Regions from separate parts of the Homo sapiens genome. Here region 2 is linked to region 1. A link is an interaction called in ENCODE POLR2A ChIA-PET data of the cell type or tissue named here. Cell type or tissue: K562. All regions are shown on one strand. Each heading gives the region's core, and the rest is flanking DNA. Links, peaks and the distances in the headings are about the cores only. Region 1 holds the start of LOC124903734. Region 2 overlaps ATP2C2 (ATPase secretory pathway Ca2+ transporting 2).

Region 1 (16,580 bases), core at 6,659-11,658:
CCTAATAGCATAATTCATGTTTATTAGCAGAGAACTGGGAAAACAGAGGAAAGAATAAACAAAATCTTTAAAATACATACATCTAGTATCAGTATCCAGAGATAACCAACGTAGCCTTTCTTTTTTTCTATGTATATATATTAGTCATGATAGAAGTCAAGGCCAAGGCCAAAGTCATGGCTGTGGGTGAGGTCAACATGGCAACGTCAAGTAACATTAAGAACACAGACTCTGCATCAGAGAAATGCAGATCAAAACCACACTGAGATACCATCTCACACCAGTCAGAACAGCTATTAAGAAGTCATAAAACAGGCCAGGCGCAGTGGCTCACACCTGTAATCCCAGCACTTTGAGAGGACAAGATGGGCAGATCACATGGGATCAGGAGTTCGAGACTAGCCTGGCCAAAATGATGAAACCCCGTCTCTACTAAAAATACAAAAATTAGCTGAGTGTGATGGCAGGTGTCTGCAATCCCAGCTACTTGGGAGGCAGTAGAATCGCTTGAATCTGGGAGGCGGAGGTTGCAGTGAGCCGAAACCACACCATTGCACTCCAGCCTGGGCAACAAGAGCAAAACTCCGTCTCAAAAAACAAAAAGTCATAAAACAGTGGATGTTGGCGAGGCTGTGGGGAAAAGGGAACACTTACACGCTCAGTGAGAAGGCAAACTAGTTCAGTCACTGTGGAATGCAGTTTGGAGATTTCTCAAAAAACTTAAAGTAGAATTACCATTCAACCCAGCAATCCCACGACTGGGAATATACCCAAAGAACAGTAATTCATTCTATCATAAAGACACATGCACTCAAATGTTTGCTACACACTGCTGTTCACAACGGCAAGGACGTGGAATCAACCTAAGTGCTCGTCAACAGTGGACTGGATAAAGAAAACGTGGTACTTGTTCACCATGGAATACTGTGCAGCCATAAAAAACAGCAAAATCATGCCCTTTGCAGCCAGGGCTCCAATGGATGGAGCCGGAGGCCATTATCCTACGTGGCCCAATGCAGGAACAGAAAACCAAACACCACATGTTTTCACTTATAAGCGGGAGCTAAACATTGAATACATGTGAACATAAAGATGGGAACAACAGAAACTGGGGACCAGTAGATGGGAGAGGGGGGAAAGTGGACGTGGGCTGAAGAACCACCCGTTGGGTGCTATGCTTATCACATGGGTGATGGGATCACTGGGACCCCAAGGCTCAGCAGCATGTAATTTACCCGTGTCACAAATCTGCACATATACCCTTTAATCTACAATAAAAGTTGAAATTTAATAAAAGAAGAACACGGACTCTGCAGCCAGCTTGCTCGGGCACAGACACCTGCTCTGAGACCTCCCAGCTGTGCGACCATGGGCAAGTCACCTGCCCTCTCTGTTCTTTGGTTGACTCATCTGTAAAATGGGAGTAACATACCTGTCTCACAGGGTTGTCGTGAGTGTTGAATGAGTAGTATGTAGAAGACGGTTGTACATGTTCCTCTGTCCTCACTTGACCATAAATTTTTGAGGACAGGGCTGAGCGTTGTCCATCTCCGAAGCTTTCTCTGGGACATGGACAGGAACCTCTTTTAGTGAGCATTTACTATATGCCTGGCACAGTGCTGGGCTCTTGAGATCACCATCTCCACTTCTTCGTTGTGCTCACTCTGCTCTAGCTTCTTCCTTGACAGCTCCCACCCCAGGGCCTTTGCACAGCCCCCCAGTTGCTCTCTCCCCAGATACCTGCTTAGCTGATCCCTCAATTCCTTCCAGTCTGTGCTCCAATTTTGCTTTCTCAATGAGGCTTACCCCAACTGAGCTTTTAAAATCACCATCTGCCTCTTTTACACCACCCTAAATTCCCAACCCCCTTTGTCCTGCTTTCTTTTTCCATAGTTTCATCACCTTCTAATAAATTATGAAATGTACTTATTATGTTTACCACTGATGGTCTCTTTCCCTGTGGTACACAGAATCATGGGCCCTTAAAAGATGTCCACATCCTAATCCCCAGGACCTGCGAGCATGTGGTCTTACCTGACAAAAGGGACTTTGCAGAAGGGATTAAAGCAAAGATCTTGAGATGGGGAGAGTATCCTGGATTATCTGGGTGGGACCAACATAATCACAAGGGTCCTTGTAAGAGGGAGGTAGAGAGTGAGAGTCAGAGGAGATGAATGGTGGAAGTCGGGTGGGGGTGGAAGTCAAGGGAAAGTTGATTTGACACGCTACGCTGTGGCTTTGGAGATGGAGGAAGGGACCATGAGCCAAGGAATGCAGGCAGCCCCTGGAGGCTGGAAAAGTCAAAGGAAGTTCTCCCCTAGAGCCTCAGAGGGAGCACAGTCCTGCAAACCCCTAGAGTTTTCCCCAGTGGGACTCAGGTGGGACTTCTAATCAACAGAACTGTAAAATCATAGACTTGTGAACTTGTTGAGTTCGCAACTGCTAAACTACATGATGCTGAGGCTTCAGATCCCAATGATCCCGTCACCCAGGCCCTAAGCATAGCACCCAATGGCTGGTTCTTCAGCCCACGCCCCCTTTCCTCCCTTCCCCATCTAGTGGTCCCCAGTGTCTATCATTCTCATCTTTACGATCACTTGTAGTCAACGTTTAGCTCCCACTTAGAAGTGAGAACATGTGGTCTTTGGTTTTCTGTTCCTTTGTTAGGTCACTTAAGATAATAGCCTCCAGCTCCATCCATGTGGCTAAGTTTATGGTCATTTGTTACAGCATCAAGAGGAAGGTCGTACTTTGGGAGGCTGAGGCGGGCAGATCACTTGAAGTCAGCAATTCAAGACCGGCCTGGCCAACATGGGGAAACCCCATCTCTATGAAAAATACAAAAATTAGCTGGGCATGGTGGTGGGAGCCCATAGTCCCAGTTACTCGGGAGGCTGAGGCAGGAGAATTGCTTGAACCTGGGAGGCAGAGGTTGCAGTGAGCCAAGATTGCCCCACTGCACTCCAGCCTGGGCGACAAAGCCAGACCCTGTTAAAAAAAAATTAAAAATTAAAAAAAAAAAGAGGAAGGTCCTATACCCACAAGTGGGATATAGGCTCTGCAAGGTCAAGTATCCATGTCTCTTACTGCCTGCAACCCAGCGCCTCGCACAGGGACTGGGCAGCATCAGCCCTCAGTAAGTCCTGGACCGATGGACAGAATCAATGTCATCATCATGGCCCCATCAGGAATGATCCCTGTTCTATAAAGAGATGGAAGGCCACAGAATTTAGGGGCTCTTTCCAAAGTCCCAGCTAGTGACTGAACTCCAAAGTGCTTTCCTCAATATACACAGGGCGTGGTACATGAGACACTCAATAAATGTTCTTCTATTGAGCCATCCACTCCGCAGCAGTATTCAGACCACAGGGACCCAGGATGCCGAGCAGTGACCCCTCAGTTAATTTCTCACAATCATTAACTTATAAAACCACCTTCTGAAGTTTTTGAGACACGAAAGGTAACTACTCGGAGAACACAGCAGCACTGCAGGTCTTGTGTGCGAGGAGAAAAGTTCCAAGAGGAGAAATAAACACAGAACAAATCCGCCTGGGAAACCAGCTGCGTTCCTTTGATCAGTGACAAGTCAGGATCGCAGCCTGACAGCCGGGCTGGATGCTCCCAGCTGGGGCCTGATGTTGCTACCCAGGGCTTGCGTGCCATCATGATTTCAGGGCCACCACCCCTTCCCGGCTTCCTGCCAGGCTCAGAACTGTATGTCCCAAGTGGCAGAGGCCCTTCTAGTTTATCTGAGCTCTGGCAGCCTGAACTTGATCCCAACTTAGCGGGCAGTCCTCTTGGGGACTCACCAACTCATTAGTTCAACTTCCTGCAGATCTGTGGGCGAGGTTTCCTCTGGGAAGGCCTCGGAACTGGCCGGGCCTCTCATCTCCTCTGCTCTGGGGTTTGACCTCTGCTGCCCGCCAAAGGCTTCTGTCCCTCAGAAAAAAGAGGAAAAATGTTATCTTTATTTCGTTATTTATTTTATTTTATTATTTTTATTTTTTTGAGACAGAGTCTCGCTCTGTTGCCCAGGCTGGAGTACAATGGCATGATCTCTCGGCTCACCACAACCTCCGCCTACTGGGTTCAAGCAATTCTCTTGCCTCAGCCTCCCAAGTAACAGGGATTACAGGCATGTACCACCAAGCCTGGCTAATTTTGTATTTTTACTAGAGACGGGATTTCTCCATGTTGGTCAGGCTGGTCTCGAACTCCTGACCTCAGGTGATCCGCCCACCTTGGCCTCTCAAAGTGCTGGGATTACAGGTGTGAGCCACCGTGCCTGGTCGTTATCTTTAAAAATATAAAGGGCACAAGTGCTTCAATGCCTTGCTCTAAGGAGGCAGAGGACACGCTCATAGGTGTAGAGTCCAGGAAAACATCCTTCTTCTCTACCGCCGATAAAACGCCCCGACCTGGGCACTGAGGCCTCACATTCCTTTCCCAGGGAGATAGAACCTTTCTTCCATAGTGATCAGATCAGGCAAAGGGGACAGGTAGCATTCATTTGTACTTCATACTAAAGTGTGAACGACTTCCAGCAGAGAGAAACATACTGGCATGAGGAGGAGGAGCAGAGTACACTCATTCATTCATTCAAATACGTGAGTACCTACTATGTGTCATGCCTGAGGACACCAAGGAGAGTAAAACCAGGCCCAGCCGCAGCCCCTCTAAGGCTTACTGCCACACAGAAGGGCCAGATATTAATCAGTATTTTTAATAATCACTCAGATGGCACCATTTGGTGCCATACATGGTTTTGAGGGCTTTAAAAATAATCACTGTAGCCGGGCATGGTGGCTCATGCCTGTAATCCCAGCACTTTAGGAGGCTGAGGGGAGCAGATCACATGTGGCCAGGAGTTCGAGATCAGCCTGGCCAACATGGTGAAACCCCCCATCTACTAAAAATACAAAAATTAGCCAGGCGTGGTGGCATGTGCCTGTAGTCTCAGCTACTCAGGAGGCTGAGGCAAGACAATCACTCAAACCCAGGAGGCAGGGGTTGCAGTGAGCCAAGATTGCGCCACTGCACTCCAGCCTGGGCAACAGAGCAAGACTCTGTCTCAAAAACTAAATAAATAAAACAAAAATAAGAATATTCACTCATTTAACCTACTACAACTCTTCTAGGTAAGCGCTATCATCACCCCCATTTCACAGATAAGGAAACTGAGTCTTAGATTAACAATTGAGTGGTTTTAAAACAGTCACCATTCATCCATCAAAACTCTGATAAGTAGGTTCTCCTGCAATCCCCACTTTAGAGACAAGGGATTAGGGTCGGAGAGATTAAGAATTCATCATCTGCGCACAACTGATCAGTGGCAGAGCTGGATTCGAACCCAGACACTGGTGTTCAGAACCTGTGCTTGAAACCCTTATACGATGTGTTTACAGGAAGGTCAGGTGCAGCACGGGCACAGAGTGAGGGATTTGACCCAGCTGGAGGGATCATGCAGCCAAAGGCGAGAGAAGGGCTAGAGCCCAATGGCCATGGGGAGGATAGGAAGGATGAGGCAGGCAGACCCTAGGTTTGGGCCCTGAGTGGCAGGGTGGCACCATCCAAACAGAGCCACATGACGTGACCAGTCCTAGCACTTCTGCCTTTGCAGGCCCCTTTCTCTACGGAAAAAAATACATTCACAATCATCTTTTACAGGTGCATTGACTTAAAAGATGAATAATACAAGCTGGATTATATTCTTTTTCTTCCCCTATTTTAAGAAAAATTAAAACACCTTCCTGGGCCCCTCCAAGTCTCACGGACCCTGGACACTGTGCCTGCTATGTCTATGGGAGGAATCAGCCCTGGGCCCAAACACTGCGCTGTGTGACCTGAGGCCAGCCTTCCCACTCTCTGAGCCAGGAAGTCAGGACAATTAAATGAGACAGTATAGATCAGCCTAAAGGCCCTCAGCACTTGGGAGGTGCCTAGTTCACGGTGGTTCCCTCCTCACTGTAGCCTTCGCAAAGAGCAGGGAGCAGGGATATGGGAAAGGCCCCTCCCATTGCACAATCGGCCTTTAGGCTGGCCCCGCCCAGCCCTGTTCCCGGCTGTGAATGGAAACAGATGCTCCCTGGGGCTGCCCTCTTAGAGAGTCAGACCTTGACCCCACTTCATCCCTGCTGCCCTGTTACCGACCTTCACTTATGGTCCTCTCCCCCTTCCCACACAGTGGACTGTTCTCCCAGTCAGGGGACTCCCGGCCGCTTTCTCGCACTCCAAAAAGCCTGCTCTTCTCCTTCTCCCGCCCCCACAGGGCAACCCATCCAGGGCCAGACCACCCAGAAACTGACCCCTGGGCTCTGGTCAGCGTGGCCTCCCATGCTTCATTCTGCCATGTGGGATTGCTGCAGGAAAAAAAGGCCGTCTTTCAAGCAGCAGGAAGTCGGGAAACCAGGAGTGCGTGAGTCCAAAAGCTAGGCTGGCCTTGCCGCCCTTCCCCGCACCAAACCGAGCCCAGACCCTCAGCAGACGCAGCCCCACTCCAGCTGCAGGGGCTGGGCCTCTGCTGCTCTTCTCTCGATTGTAAGCTCAGGACCTGGACGACCCCCAAAATAGGGCTTGTGGCTCATTTGTTTTCATTTTTCCTCCAAAAGCAAATACGATTGTGAGACCCGCTCCCGCTCTCCCACCTCCCAAGCTGAAAACCTTGCCCCTGCCCTTTCAGGACAAAGGACTTGAAAGACCCAGCCTTTCTCAGCCTGGCTGCATGCTGACATCACCTGCACCAGGTGCGGTTCAACACCACCCACATCCGGGTTCACCCCAGACCAAGTAAATCAGAACCCGACTCAATTACATCCTAACCAGTTAGTTCCAAAGCTCCCCCATGATACTACTCAGCAGCCAGGGCCAGGAGGCCCAACAAATCTGGCCTCTCCCCCACCTGCCCTCACCCGCTCGGCGCTCCCTCTCGCTCCTCCTCGGCCCAGCACACTGACCCTCTCCATGTGCCTGTTCACCACGCACTCTTCACCCCAGAGCCTTTGCATACGCTGTTCTCGCTCCCCAGGGCATTCTTCCCTGTTTTCTTTGCTGAAAAAATTGTTAAAACTTCCTCATATCTCAACCCTTAGCAAGACAGTCGGTCCCTTTCTCCTGGAAATGTTCCCTGATCTCCAGGCCAGCTCAGTTCCCCTAGAGAAGACTTTCATAGCCCTTGTCCCTCTGCTTGACAGCACCTATGCAACCCTGAAGTTGGAAGTGACATTTCTTTCCTTTTTTTTTTTGAGGCAGAGTCTCGCTCTGTCGCCCAGGCTGGAGTGCAATGGCGCTATCTAGGCTCGTTGCAAGCTCCGCCTCCCAGGTTCACGCCATTCTCCTGCCTCAGCCTCCCGAGTAGCTGGGACTACAGGCACCCGCCACTGCGCCTGGCTAATTTTTTTTTGTATTTTTAGTAGAGATGGGGTTTCACCATGTTACCCAGGATGGTCTCGATCTCCTGACCTCGTGATCCGCCCGCCTCGGCCTCCCAAAGTGCTGGGATTACAGGCGTGAGCCACCGTGCCCGGTGGAAGCGACATTTCTGTCAATGCCTGACTCTCCCACGGGATGGTGGGCACCCTAAGTACAGGGACTGAGTCTTTTTTGTTTTCTTTCTCATCTACTGTGCACCTCGCACACACAGTAGGAGCTCAGAGAATGTTCACCGAAGGCATCCATGGGTGCTCCTGCCCTCCCAACCCAGTGCTTCTGCCCTGACTCTGCAGGGCCTTCCTCAGACAGTCAGCAACCTGAGGGTCATCCACTTCCTGACGTCACACTTCCCAGACCTGGCTGGCCTGGCCCCCACATCTGCAGCAGCACAACGTTGCAAATGTACTAAATGCCATTGAATTTTACACTTTCCAACTGTGAACTTTTTTTTTTTTTTTTTTTTGGAGATGGAGTCTCGCTCTGTCTCACCAAGGCTGGAGTGCAGACCTGTGATCTTGGCTTACTGCAGCCTCTGCCTCCCGGTTGCAAGCGATTCTCCTGCCTCAGCCTCCCGAGTATAGTAGCTGGGATTACAGGCACATGCACCACACCCGGCTATTTTTTGTATTTTTAGTAGAGATGGGGTTTTGTCATGTTGGCCAGGCTGGTCTCAAACTCCTGGCCTCAAGTGATCCGCCCGCCTTGGCTTACCAAAGTGCTGGGATTACAGGTGGGAGCCACGGCGCCCAACCTACACTGATTAACTTTTTGAGTTTTACTTCCATGAAAAAATAAGGTAGAAAAAAAAAAGGACCTGCTAGAAGAAACCGATTTGAGGACTCCACGCCCCACACCCCACACCCCAGGTCAGGGCAAGAAAAGTGAGCTCCAGCCCCCCAATGTCATTGCTTTGTCAGTCCATCGCTCATCCCCCCACCCCGCTGTGGTGGGCTGGGTGGGGGCTCAGGGTCCTCTGCGGCAGGTCAAAGTCAGACGATCCAGGAAGATGTTGGTGTTGGCTTCATAAAAGCTGATCCAGGCAGAACCATTCAAAGCTGTCACTTGCCAGGAATGTCATTAACAAATAACCAACTGTAAGTCTAGAAAAGCTGGACGTCAGGCCATCCCCCTCTGCTGATGCGTCTCCCAGGAGGTGAGCTTGCAATTTCACAAGCTCTTCCCAGAGTACACCAACTTTCCAGGAAAGTAACTGCTTCCCACCTTCCTACACACCAGCTCCACCTGTGTTTCTGGGGATGCCCCATGGCGGGCCCTGGTGATGACGGGTAGGGGTCCTGGTAGGCGAGGGGACCTGGGCAAAATGTCAGCGGGTTCCCTCCGTCATGAAGGGGGCCATCAGTCAGAAGGCAAAGATCATGAAGACCGATGCTGTAAGGACACAAAAGCCTAAGAAAGCCTGGGAAAGTGACTTTAGGCACGTTAGGGAATTGGACAACCCCCTTAAGACTGGGCGGGAAGGAGCGGTGTCCAGCGGGTGACTTCTAAACCCACAGAAGAGAGGAAGCCGGCCAGTCAAGTAAGTGGAGGCCATGGTGGAAGGAATTTCCATGACACCTGCCCCTGGCTCTAATCCCTGCTGGACTCTAAACTCATGAGGGTCTTGAGGGGCAGAACGGCTCTTGCTGGATCCAGAGATGAGAGGAGAAATTGAAGGGCAGTGACAGCAGAGTTTCAAAGCAAGCCCCTCCTTAGTGGTGATGGTGGCTGATTGCCCAAGAGCCAACCAGGTATTCCTTCCCCCTTTTATTGGTGATTGGTTCAGGCATCAGTCTGTCATCTGATTTGGACCAATGAGGTGGGAGGGAAGTCAGGTTAGGGGCTTCTGGGAAAGTGGTCCTCATACCTCAGAGATGCAGGAAAGTGATGGTTCAGGTGCACGTCTGGACTTTACCCAGCAGGGATACGATGCCCAGATCTGCAACAGCCACTCTGTGACTGTGAGGAAGGCCAATCAGAGGGTGAGGCCAACACTGACATGATGGCGTTTGGCAGTGGGGGGACGGGCGGGGTGGGGGACGATCCTGAGTCCCTGGTGATATCGCTGAGCTGTTGAATTTAGTCAATCTCGGAGCCAGCCTACCTCTGGACTTCTTGTTACATGGGACAAACTAATCTTCTTTAGGGTTAAGCTAGTTGAGTTGAGCTTTTGCTGACCACCAACTACATCCTGACTGATACACATCACGTTCTCATCCAGCCAGACTGATGAGCAGCTGTGAAAGCAGAAGGGAAAAGGGAGTGGAGTGACTCATATTTCATGAGCAACTACTGTGTGCCCTACCCTGTGTGTAGGTCTCTCCTTAGTCCTCTTACCAGCCCTTTGAGGTGCCGATTACTATTGTGACCCCACTTAACAGAAGAGGAAACCAAGGCTGAGAGGTGAAGACACTGCCCGATTCCACCTGGTGGGACTGGGATGTGAACCCAGTTCCACTTATGCACCTGGCCAACCTGCTTTCCGGAGAACAGTGACAGAGCTGCCCTGGCAGGGAAGGGAAGCCTCAGCTTGAGCTGAGCCACCTTTTCCTGGGAATATCCCTTGTTACCTAAGAGCTCAGGACACTGACCTGCCTGATGATCCGCAGCCATCCAGAGCCAGGAGCCCACCCAAGAGAGATCAGGAACTCAACTGGATGCCATTCAACCACGGGCCCCACTGTCACGACCTGCATGGAGACGCCGCATGGAACCCTTCGTTCTTCCTTCCTGGAGGTCAGTGACAGCTTGGAGTGATCCATGGGACAGTAGAGCACACTGAGCTCTCCGATGACCATCCTGGCAGGGACCTTGGGGAACACGTTAGCATGGCAGGAGTTTAAAAAGAGAGAAAGAAAGAGTCCTTGATCCTTATTATGCAGCGCCTGGTGCAAATAAATCTATCGCTTGCAAAAACAAGCTGTCCTATAATAAATCACAGCGTGATGGGCGCATAAATCCAGAACTCAAGCTCCCAGCCGCTGCCTGGCCGGGCATGTGGGGCTCACACACAGCAGGCCTGTGGGAAAGGCAACAGCCCCCGCTCAGGCCCACGCGCCTGCTCAGCCTTTCCCTTTCCTCAAGAACAGGCCTCCCATGGTTTCTCTAACGCTTATTTTTTATTTTATCTATTTATTTTTGAGATGGAGTCTTGCTCTGTCACCCAGCTTAGAGTGCAGTGGCACAATCTCAGCCCACTGCAACCTCCGCCTCCCACGTTCAAGCGATTCTCCTGCCTCAGCCTTCTGAGTAGCTGGGACTACAGGCTCCCACCACCATGCCTGGCTAATTTTTGTACTTTTAGGAGAGACAGGGTTTCACTGTGTTGGCCAGGCTGGCCTTGAACTCCTGACCTCAGGTGATCTGCCCCCCTTGGCCTCCCAAAGTGCTGGGATTATGGGTATGAGCCACTGCATCTGGCCTATATTTTCATTTTTCTAATAACAAAGGCACAGGTTTTTTATTAATCAGTGGGAAAATGGAAACAATCTTGGATATTGAAAACAGAGGAGATTAATGCAGAGAATTGGCTATACAAGGAACAGAAGGGCCAAGAAACCACATAAGAGATGACCAGGCAACCCAGAGATGAATGGCAAGAAGCACTGCCCCATCTGCAGGGCGAGCAACAAACAGAGGAGGGGGCATTTCTACCACCCAGGATCTAGGGCTGCAGGAGGAAGCTGGAATCACAGTAGCCTGCCCAGTAAAGCTGGGGCCACGGAGGGTGCATGGCCACTGGTAGAAACCCCGTCCAAGGAGAGACCTGTCCAGAGAGATGGGGAGAAATGCCCTGGCTTCCCTCTTCCTCCCCTTCAGACTCCCCACAATGCTGCCTATTGGCTGAGCCTAGTGACAGAAGGAGAGCCAGGGACACGCTGCTTGCAAGAGGCAGTCCCTTGTGATGTCCTGCAGAGCAGGAGTGGGGGAAGGGAAGAAGCGACAGCAGACTCAGGACCAGCACGTGTATTCACTGCAAAATACATGCCCTCCCGCATCAAAAAGGTTACCATCTTTATTTCCTCTCTGCCTTTCTTCTTCCTTTCCATCCCAACTGGATCAAAAGCTGATAGATTCAAAAGTGATGGCGGAAATTTTCCATTCATTTATTAAGTAAATAGTTACTGGGCATCTGCCATGTGCTGGGTACTGAGACTCAGAGAGGTCAGAGACAAGGTCGCTGCTCCCTTGCACTAGGGATGCACTAGAATGCACTAGTTTGCATTCTGCTGGGGGGTGGGGATGTCACACGGTAAACAAGAAAGAAATGAATGAACAAGATAATCCCGCACAGTGGTGAGTGCTATGAAGAAAATGAAACAGAGTGGCGAGCGATGAGAACGGCTTGCGTAGGGTGGAGGCCAGAGAGGCCCTCCCAGAGCAGCTGACGTCCTAGTCAAGACTGGAAGGATGGAAAGGAATTCTCTTGCAGAGAGAAGTAAAGGCATATCCAGGCAGGGGGCATGGCAGGTGCAAAGACCCTGAGGTGCACGGCCCTGTGTTCAAGCCACAGCCCTGCTGCTTCCCAGAAATGAACCTTGAGGCAAGTGTGTGAGTTCTCGGAGCCTCAGTTCCCTCCCCATCAAATGGGATAATAACCACGCCTGCCGCACAGGAGCGCTGCGCAAATCAAAAATGACTACCCGTGAAAAGAAAAACAGCCCAGTGAAAACTAGGAAATTCATCACTATCATCTCCATCCACAAATCACATCAGTCCTTCCCACAAGGCAAGCTCCTATCGACTCTGATGTTTGTTACCTGCATTTTAAGCAAATCATGTCTCTAAGTCAGGGGAGCAGAAAAGAATTAAGATCTATAAAATTAACAGAGCCCAATACTAAGAGGCATTACCAGAACCAACATCTTTCCCGAACAGTGGACATGTTTCTGTTTGGTATATCCACACCTCTCATGGCCACAGGACAGCCACCTGTATATCATTAGTTTGGCTAACACTGTACTCCCTAAATGAAAGGAGGTTTCAAAGGAAAATCTTAAATGCTAAAAACTTTAAAATGGTGAAACTTTTAAAAGGTATTAGGATAATTGCCACAATAGTACTCTAGCTTTTGCTACCTTGATAAGTGTATTTAGCAGAATCTGAGAGAACTGGTCCAGGGTAGATGTAAGTGAGCATAATTGAATTAATAGAAAGAAAAAGAGAAGAGAGAGAGAGAAAGCGAAAAGAAAGAAAGAAGCCAGGCGCGGTGGTTCATGCCTATAATCCCAGCACTTTGGGAGGCCAAGGCAGGCAGATCGCTTGAGCCCAGGAGTTCAAGACCAGCCTGGCAACATAGGGAAACCCCATCTCTACTGTAAATTTAAAAAATTAGCGGGGCATGGTGGCACATGCCTGTAATTGCGGCTACTCAGGAGGCTGAGGTGGGAGGATTGCTTGAGCCCAGGAGGTTGAGGCTGCAGTGAGGTGAGATTACACCATGGCACTTTAGCCTGGGCGACAGAGCCAGACTCTGTCTCAAAAATAATAATAATAAGGAAATAAAGAAAGAACTGGAGTTGCCAACAGACAGTGAGACAGCTAGGGCCCCAGGTAGGGGACTGCAACCCACCACGGAATTAGGCATCTGAGAGCGTCCGCGCCTGACGAGGCTCTGGCTCACAGCGCCCCCTGCTGGAAGCATCCAGATGCTACTAAGGGAAGAAGTGAGTTATTTAAACTACAGAGTATATAACATTGCCTAGTTCCAAGCTAACTGGCCTGGTTAATCTCCTCCCTTTATAAAATGAAATTTGTCATGATTTGAACAGAGCTGGTTTGAGTTTAATCTGTCATCTCCACCTAACTGGCTAAGCGAAATAACAATAAAGACAACTACAGAAGAAGATGACATTCACAGATGCCCATCGGGGATGTAGCTTATGATCATAAAACATGGGGGTGGGGGTGGGGGGGGGCAAATGTTCAATCTTAAGGAATTGGTTATGGAATTATATAGATTTAGGCAATGGAATTCTATGCCCCTATTGAAATGGTACATAATTATTGACTTGGAAAAATGCTCGTAATGTATTGCTAAGTGATAAAAATGAATTATACAACATAATGTATTATATATTTCAGTTTTTGCAAAAAACATGTTTTTGTTTGTTTGTTTGTTTTGTTTTGGGGGGGATGGAGTTTCGCTCTTGTTGCCCAAGCTGGAGTGCAATGGCGCAATCTCGGCTCACAGCAACCTCCGCCTCCCGGGTTCAAGGGATTCTCCTGCCTCAGCCTCCCGAGTAGCTGGGATTACAGGCGCACACCACCACGCCCGGCTAATTTTTTGTATTTTTAGCAGAGACGGGGTTTCACCATGTTAGCCAGGCTGGTCTCTAACTTCTGACCTCAGGTGATCCCCCCGCCTCAGCCTCCCAAAGTGTTGGGATTACAGGCATGAGCCACCAGCAAAAAACACATATTTTAATGTATATACGTCCATTGGAAAATGTGAAGAAATACACATTAATACATTAGCATTTGGTTATTTCTAGGGGGTGACATCAGGAATCCTCCCTTTTTTACTTGCGTCTGCTCTCCCATTTTTCTATAAATGACAGCTCACATATATAACATGATAAAGTAACTCTCTAGCATTGAAATGGGATTACAGGAGAAGTATTTGACCTACCAAAAGGAATGGAACTGTTTTCCAAGATTTTGCAAAACCATTTGTTTTGAGTCAGTTCAATTAATCACATTTATTTAGCTTCAGAGAGGCCAAGGACTAGAATCTGACCCCTGTGGGTACTAGGTATCTTGACCTAGGTTCATACCCAAGTTGCGGCCTCAGCAACACACAGCTTTCCCTAAAGCAGAAGAAACCAAGAAACAGTGAGCATGGGCCTGCACAGCCCCTCCCTGTCCTGGGAAAGCAACATGCATGTGCCCAACACACCCATGCACACACACACACATACACACACACTTGAGCAGGTAAACCAGGTGCTACCTTCTGCCCTAAAAGCCAGTGGATGCAACCTCACAACAGTCTAGAACTAAGCCCCGGTGCCTGGCACACCGTGGGCACATAGAATGGAATATGTGGCTTTCATTCAATAACAAAGTAGAGTGGAATAAATACCTGAATAAGCAGAATACAGAGAATGAAGGAAATGAAAAGGAATGAGGTGGATAAAATGGAGTGAAACGGACTGTCATAAATGAATAGAATGATAAAATCAGAGGCATGGCCTAGAGTGAATAAATACCACAGAACTGCATGAATCACGAGATATAGTGAATGAATGGGATGAATGAATGGGAGGAGGTGAAATGGAATGAATGAGTGAATTGAATGAATAAAAGAAGACATAGTTGCTGACCTTAAGGGGTTCATGCTGTAGGGGGAAGGAGACCAGTAAGCCAAGAATTACCGGAGCTTTGCCCCACGCCCTGTGCTAACAGACCAGCTGTGGAACACAGAGCAATTGATCTTGTGGTGTCTTATACATGGTCCTGTTGACCCTCACAGTGGACGGACAGCTCTGTAATGCAGCCTCCTTCATTAGTTCCTTTTTGCAAATGAAGAAATGGAGACGGGGCAGCTTTCGTCTATTCCCTGGAAAGAGTATTTCCAGATTGGGTTCGAGATCTGCAGGCAGGAGGTTTATCAGGTTATGCTCTTGGGGCCACATCCGTGGAAAGGGAGTAGGAGCCCAGGGAAGAAGTTGGCTGGGACATAGTCTCAAGGAGAGCCTCAGCCAACCTCCTGGTGGGTTCTGAAGCTGGAAGAGCCTTCTGGGGTGCCCTGGGGTTGGGCGAGGGGGCTGGGCCTTACACCCAGCCACCTACCTCCCCACACTGGCCAGTCATGGGATACAGGCCACTTTTGGAGAGGGTGGCATGAAATTTATGAGCCTCTTCCCACGTTTCCTTCCTGGGACTGTCATAACCAGGTATCACAGAACAAATGGCTTTAAACAACAGAAATGTATTCTTTCATCACTCTGGAGTCCAGACATAGGAAATCAAGGCATCTGCAGGGTTGGTTCCCTCTGTGGGCTCTGAGGAAGGACCTTCTTCTGGCTCTGGGGACAGCCAGCCACCCTTGGTGTTCCTGGGCTCGTGGACACATCCCTCAGATCTCCACATCCGCCTACACGCAGCATTTCCCCCAAGTGTCTGGCTTCACACACTAGCTTCTTATGAGGACACCACCCCGCTCCAGTACGACCACATCTTAATTTAACAAATTACATCTGCAACAAATCTATGTCCCAACAGGGTCACATTCTTTGGTTCTGGGGGTCAGAAATCAGCATATTTTTCTTGGGGGACACATGTCAATCCACAATGCCAGTCAAGGGATTTTCTGAAGCAGGCTGGTGGCCGAGCGCCCGCGGCTGCCAGCAGCACTCCCAGTAGCTGAGGGGCTGAGGCCTTCAGTCCTGAAGGGGCCTCTGGCCTCAGAGCGCCTACTAGAGAAACTGAGACTTGAGGGGTTTAAATCACTTCTTCAGGGTCACAGACGTAGCAAAAAATCAAGCAAGGGCTTGAACCCTGTGCTCAGGCACGTGCTAAAGAGCTAGAACTTGATTCTGTGGCCAAGGGGAAGCCGTCGAAGGAATTTAAGCCAGAAATTGATCACATTTATTTTCCAGAAAGGCAACTCTGAAAACTGGGTGACGAATGGGAAGGTGGGCTCAGCAGTGGAAGCCAGGAGGGCTGGCAGGGGTCAGGGGCTGCTGCAGGAATCCAGTCTCATGGGATAGTACCCAGGCTGCGATGGGCAGAGGAATGACCCCCAAAGATGTCCCCATCCTTATTTCCAGAGGCTGGGTCCATCTTGCTACTGTGGTTAGCTTACATGGCAGATGCGCAAGTGTGGACTTTGCAGATGTGATTAAGTCAAAGATCTTGAGGCGAGAAGATGATCCCGCGTGATCCAGGTGGGCCCAATGTCATGACCAAGGTCCTTATAAGAAGGAGGGCAATGGCCAGGCATGGCGGCTCATGCCTGTAATCCCAGCACTTTGGGAGGCCGAGGCGGGTGGATCACCTGAGGTCAGGAGTTCAACAACAGCCTGGGCAACATGGCAAAACCCTGTCTCTACTAAAAGTACAAAAATTAGCTGGGCATGGTGGTGGGTGCCTGTAATCCTAGCTACTCGTGAGGCTGAGGCAGGAGAATAGCGTGAACCCGGGAGGCGGAG
Region 2 (5,240 bases), core at 241-5,240, 94 kb before region 1:
ACCTGCCTAAATCCATGTGGCCGGCGACGGAGGGGCCCTGTCTGCCCTACACCAATGGCTCCTGGTTAAGAGTGGCCACTCAGACCAACACTCCTTCCCCTACGCCCAGAGCCCCCAGATTCGGTCCAGCTGGAGAGGCAAAGACAGGGAGCGTCCTGAGAAGTGCATGGGGGTGAAATAAGCAGTTCTAGTTAGCCTGGGAGTTGGCGTCCTTGGTTTGGCTTAGGAAAGTGAGGTGCAGTGCCTGCCTGTCATCTCTTCCCTCTGGGTCTCTGGAATCGCAGATCTTGGGCCCCTCTCTTCCCTGTCTCTGTTTGCACTTGAGTTTCAAGGTGGGCCAAACAACACATCCTCTGCTGAGCTCTCTTCTCTCCAATAGGCCACAGGGAGGTCTTAGGGAAGGTCATAGGAATATGGCCCAGCTAGTGGGGCACCATGCCCGCTTCTCCTGAGGACTTGGGGCAGACGGCAGAGGTGATAAACATTTCCAGAGGGGCTGCAGCCTCAAGACACAATTACAAATTTTCTCCTGGTGGCCCACAGCTCCTCAAAGAAAAAAATACCTTTCAAGTCAATTTCTACACAGAACATGGTGTTGGACTGAGTTGTCCAACCCCCCCACCATTCCCAGGCTAAAGCCCTAAACCCCACACCCCATATCCTCAGAAAGTGACTATATTTAAAGCTGGGGCCTTTAAAGAGGTCATTACAGCTAAATGATGTCATTGGTGGGGCCTTAATCCAATACGACTGGTGTCCAAGTAAAAGGAGGAGATTAGGACACAGCCATGCACAGAGGACAACCGTATGAAGACACAGGGAAGGCAGCCATGTGCAAACCAAGCAGAGAGGCCTCCGGAGGAACCAACCCTGCTGGCACTTTGCTCTTGGAGTTCTGGCCTCCAGAACTGAGACAATAAATGAGCTGTGAGGAAGTGGAGTCTCCAGCAAGGGCAGCTGGCTGGACACCTTTGGGATTCATATTCATTGACAACAAAGATGCCTGTCCGGCCCACTCCACCTTCCAGGCAGGGAGAGGGAAGACAGGTGATTGGATTGAAAGCTCCCACCAGCTCCCGCTTACCATATGATTTCCACTACTTGCTAAGACTTAGCACATGACTTCCACTACTACTAGGACTTAGCACACAACTTCCACTACTAAGACTTAGCACACGGCTTCCACTACTAAGACTTAGCACACGGCTTCCACTACTCGCTGAGACTTAGCACACGGCTTCCACTACTCACTCAGTCTTAGCACACGACTTCCACTACTAAATTTCCCATGTTCTTATCACCATCATGTGAGATGCCTTAGAGACCAGAGGTACTGGGATTATTAGCCTCTGAAGCGTCCACAGATCCAGATTAACCCCATGACAATTCAGAAGAATCACTGACAGTCCACAGGGGAGGTATCGATTGGATGTTTCCTCTCCGACAAGAACCCTTCAGCAGGGCCAGCCTCACTGGCATGAGGCCAGTGCAATTGCACAGAGATCCCCGTGCAGGACAGGTGTTGGCCTTGAGGCTTCATGCTCCACAGCTGCCATCTTGGAATGCGTAATCATTGGATCTGAATGTGTATGTGGAAATTTAGCCCCATGGGATGATGTGTGCCCGGGGCTTGGCATCTCCCCTCCTCCACCCAGCGGCCATGACTGTCCTCCCCGATGGGGGATACCTGGCAGGGTCTACACAAGGGGTGTCCAATCTTTTGGCTTCCCTGGGCCACATTGGAAGAAGAATTGTCTTGGGCCACACATAAAATACACTAATACCAATGATAGCTGATGAGCTAAAAAAAAAAAAAAATTGCCAAAAAAAATCTCATAATGTGTTAAGAAAGTTGACAAATTTGTGTTGGGCTGCATTCAAAGCTATCTTGGGCTGCAGGTTGAACACACTTGGTCTACACTCACCCAGTAGTAATCCCTTGTGTGGTGGAGACCAATAATCTATATCAAGTGGAACTCACCAGGACACTCGAGGGAGAGATCACAGAAGACAGAAGCAAGTGTCTTCCTGCTATTGGCAGTCTGCCCCACGAATTCTGTAGCCAGTCCTGCCCTCATGGCAACCTCATCGCCTCACCTGCCTTCCTTGAACCAGAGACCTTTCCTCCCTGCCCTTGGTCATTCCAAACTCCCCTGTGGAAGTTTCAAATGTGCTGACCCAAACTACTTATCTCTGTGTTGGGAAGCCGCAAGGGGTCGCAGGAGCCCCCAAATGGTCACGTACAGACCCCTGTCCCATCCACCTCTTTCTCCCACTGGCGCCCAAAGCTCTGGGCTGGCACCGCTCATACACCGCCACCCCTGGGGATCTGGATTCTTGCCTAATAATGCTGTTTACAGTACCACTCCCACCCAGCTACACCCACCCAGCTACCCCCACCGAGCCCAGAAAGGCAACACAGACCTAAAAACCCACAATCCTTTCTCTCCCCTTCTTTTGTTCAGACTTCCTCTTTATTTTTCACATCTCCTTTTTTTCTGTCTACAAAATTAAACCATATTTGTGGCTGGAAATTTGGAAAATGCACAAGATTACAAAGAAGAAAATTTGTCATCCCAAGATAAAAATACTGCTCAAAATGATCTTTCTCCAGATTGTATTCTCTGCACATTGTAAAAGTATGTTTTTTTCCAAAAGAAATTACGACCACCTGTTTCCACTGAATGATACATCATGAGGGGCAAAGATGGCAAAAGAATCGTGGAATCCACGTGGGTGAGCAGACAGCTGTCTAGTCCTTCTGTTTTTCTGTATGTTTGACATTTTTCTTTCTTTCTTTTTTTTTTTTTTTTGAGACAGAGTCTTGCTCTGTCACCCAGGCTGAAGTGCAGGGACATGATCTTGGCTCACTGCAACATGTGCCTCCCCGATTCAAGTGATTCTTCTGCCTCAGCCTCCCAAGTAGATGGGATTACAGGCACATGCCACCACACCCGGCCAATTTTGTATTTTTAGTAGAGACGAGGTTTCACCACGTTGGTCAGGCTGGTCTCGAACTCCTGACCTCAAGTGATCCACGCACCTGGGACTCCCAAAGTGCTGGGATTACAGGCGTGACCCACTGCGCCGGGCCGTGTTTGACGTTTTTCATGTTAAAAACATTAGAATCATAGCCGTCCACTGTGTCATTACATATGCTTCTACAGCATCTGTTTCAGTGTCTGTGAGAATTCTGCTATCTAGATATCCCAGAATATCTGTAAACAAACCTCTACTCATGGCCATTTTTTAATATTTTGAATATCTCATTTCATGTTTTAAAGTATTTGTTTTCATTGTATCTGATATGAGACAAGTCCTTCTTACCAGGTGTCTATATTAACCCTCAAACAACCATCCGAATACCATCCTTCTCAACATCTGACTTGGACAGGTTCATCTAAATACTCTATATGATTTTTGAAGTCCCTGAATAAGCTTTCTGCTAATTCCCTTTCTCTCCTTTTTGATAGATTATTAGGTGGGGTGGCAATAAAACCCAAACTCTCGGGTCTTTCATAACTGTATTTCTTTGTCCCCGAAAGAGAAATAGCAGCTGAATGTCAACCCTTGAAGATATAGCAGCTGCCTGTGTTCTCATCCAGATGGCCTCTGCTTTAGGAGAAATACCAAATCTACAAACAATTTGTGTGCACACAAATGAAAACCAAAGGACCCCCCATCAGCTCCCAGTCCCACCCCTAATATGATGGCCACCAAGCAGCAACCATTTAACACACTGGAAGTTCCTTCTAGTTGGGACTCTGGGATTCTTTACCCTTATTAAAAAAAAGCTTGTGACATTTGGATTGGGGGCAGGGTTTCCGGGATGCCATCTTCAGACGTATTCTCAGGAGCCTTCAAGTTTTCTGAGAACTTATTAACCTTGAATGTGTTTCAATGACTGTCTGATCAACACAGACCTTTCGGGGTGGGGGGCAACTTACAACTCAGGACTGTGACATAACACCAGTGTGCATATTTGCATCCATGACAACCATCACAGCACACACTGTAGCATCCCAGTGAAGGCTGACACACACTGAAAGCTTCAATGGCTCAGAGAGAAAGGTTAGCAGAAGAATTGAGTCATCACACAGCGCACAATTGTGGATTCGGTGAGAAAAGCCTAAGATACCTAAATATTGAGAAGTGTAGTCACGTCACAAGCAGGTGCCTTACATGAATCCAGTCTTTGTACGTAGCAGCTGGCACCGTCAATGAGCACTAAGTGTAGTAGTACATACAAATAGATACCAAATGAAGAAATATTCTTTCAACAACGCCCAACACTAACATTATCTTCAAGTGAACGAGCCAGTTCTACGGTTATCAGATGACAGCCTTAAAATTGGCATTCGTAGGCTGCTTGCTGGCAGTTGGACTTGAGTTTGAGTCTGATTATCCTAAACTAGCAAACAAAGTCCTGACAAATGTAAATGTCATTTTGTACATACACACATTAGCAGACATTCTTAGCATCAGTATTTTCAAAATCAAAAGTTCAAAAGAGTTTAAAGAACAGAACTTACGATGAATGAAAACACTAACAAAACTAGATAAGTAGTGAGCAGATGACATGTCAGATGTGGTTCTAGGATTTTTTTTAACGTGAATGACGTCATTGAAGGAAATATTTCTTTCTACTATTCCAATGGGCAGCCTTTAAGGCAGTCCCCAGCCATCACTCCCTCCCAGTACCCATGGCCTGTGTAACCCCTTCCCTTTGAGTGTAGACTGGACCTAGACTTGCATCAAACGAATAGAATATGGCAGAAGTTATGAGACCTCATTTCAAAATGAGATTCAAAAAAGGCTTTGGTTTCCAGTCTCTTTTTTTGTTGTTGTTGTTTTGAGATGGAGTCTCGCTCTGTCACCCAGGCTGGAGTGTAGTGGCGCAATCTTGGCTCACTGCAACTTCCACCTCCTGCATTCAAGCGTTTCTTCTGCCTCAGCCTTCTGAGTAGCCGGGGTTACAGGCACCCACCACCACACCCAGCTAATTTTTGTATTTTTAGTAGAGATGGGGTTTTGCCATGTTGGCCAGGCTGGTCTCGAACTCGTAACCTCAGGTGATCCGCCTGCCTCGGCTTTCCAAAGTGCTGGGATTACAGGCGTAAGCCACCATGCCCAGCCTGATTGAGTTTTAATAGACATCACCAATATATCAAAATAAGGCTGTTCTATTTGTACTTTATAATTTTATTATAAATTTGACTTTTTTTTTTTTTTTTGAGAGG

The links. ChIA-PET counts read pairs that join two places held together with the same protein. Peaks named below come from ENCODE experiments on the same cell type or tissue, not always from the same donor. Only the 100,000 strongest peaks of a DNase experiment are listed, where the experiment ranks them.
Region 2: POLR2A ChIA-PET joins it to region 1 with 5 read pairs; 2 of 35 experiments call an interaction of 5 or more read pairs at or near these places.

The regions. Positions count from the first base shown.
Region 1 is chr16:84,273,899-84,290,478 of GRCh38, reverse strand. It overlaps LOC124903734, which reads right to left and starts at 3,928. Exons shown (of 6, transcript XM_047435022.1): 1 at 3,810-3,928; 2 at 1,433-1,562. In K562, for the core only: no CTCF peak of the experiment used is centred there; a DNase peak (open chromatin) is centred at 9,178; H3K27me3 peaks cover 4,713 bases.
Region 2 is chr16:84,373,114-84,378,353 of GRCh38, reverse strand. The region is part of intron 1 of ATP2C2 (ATPase secretory pathway Ca2+ transporting 2); the gene reads right to left. Among named protein-coding and RNA genes, the nearest start is that of ATP2C2, 7.2 kb to the right of the region's middle. In K562, for the core only: no CTCF peak of the experiment used is centred there; no DNase peak of the experiment used is centred there; H3K27me3 peaks cover 2,450 bases.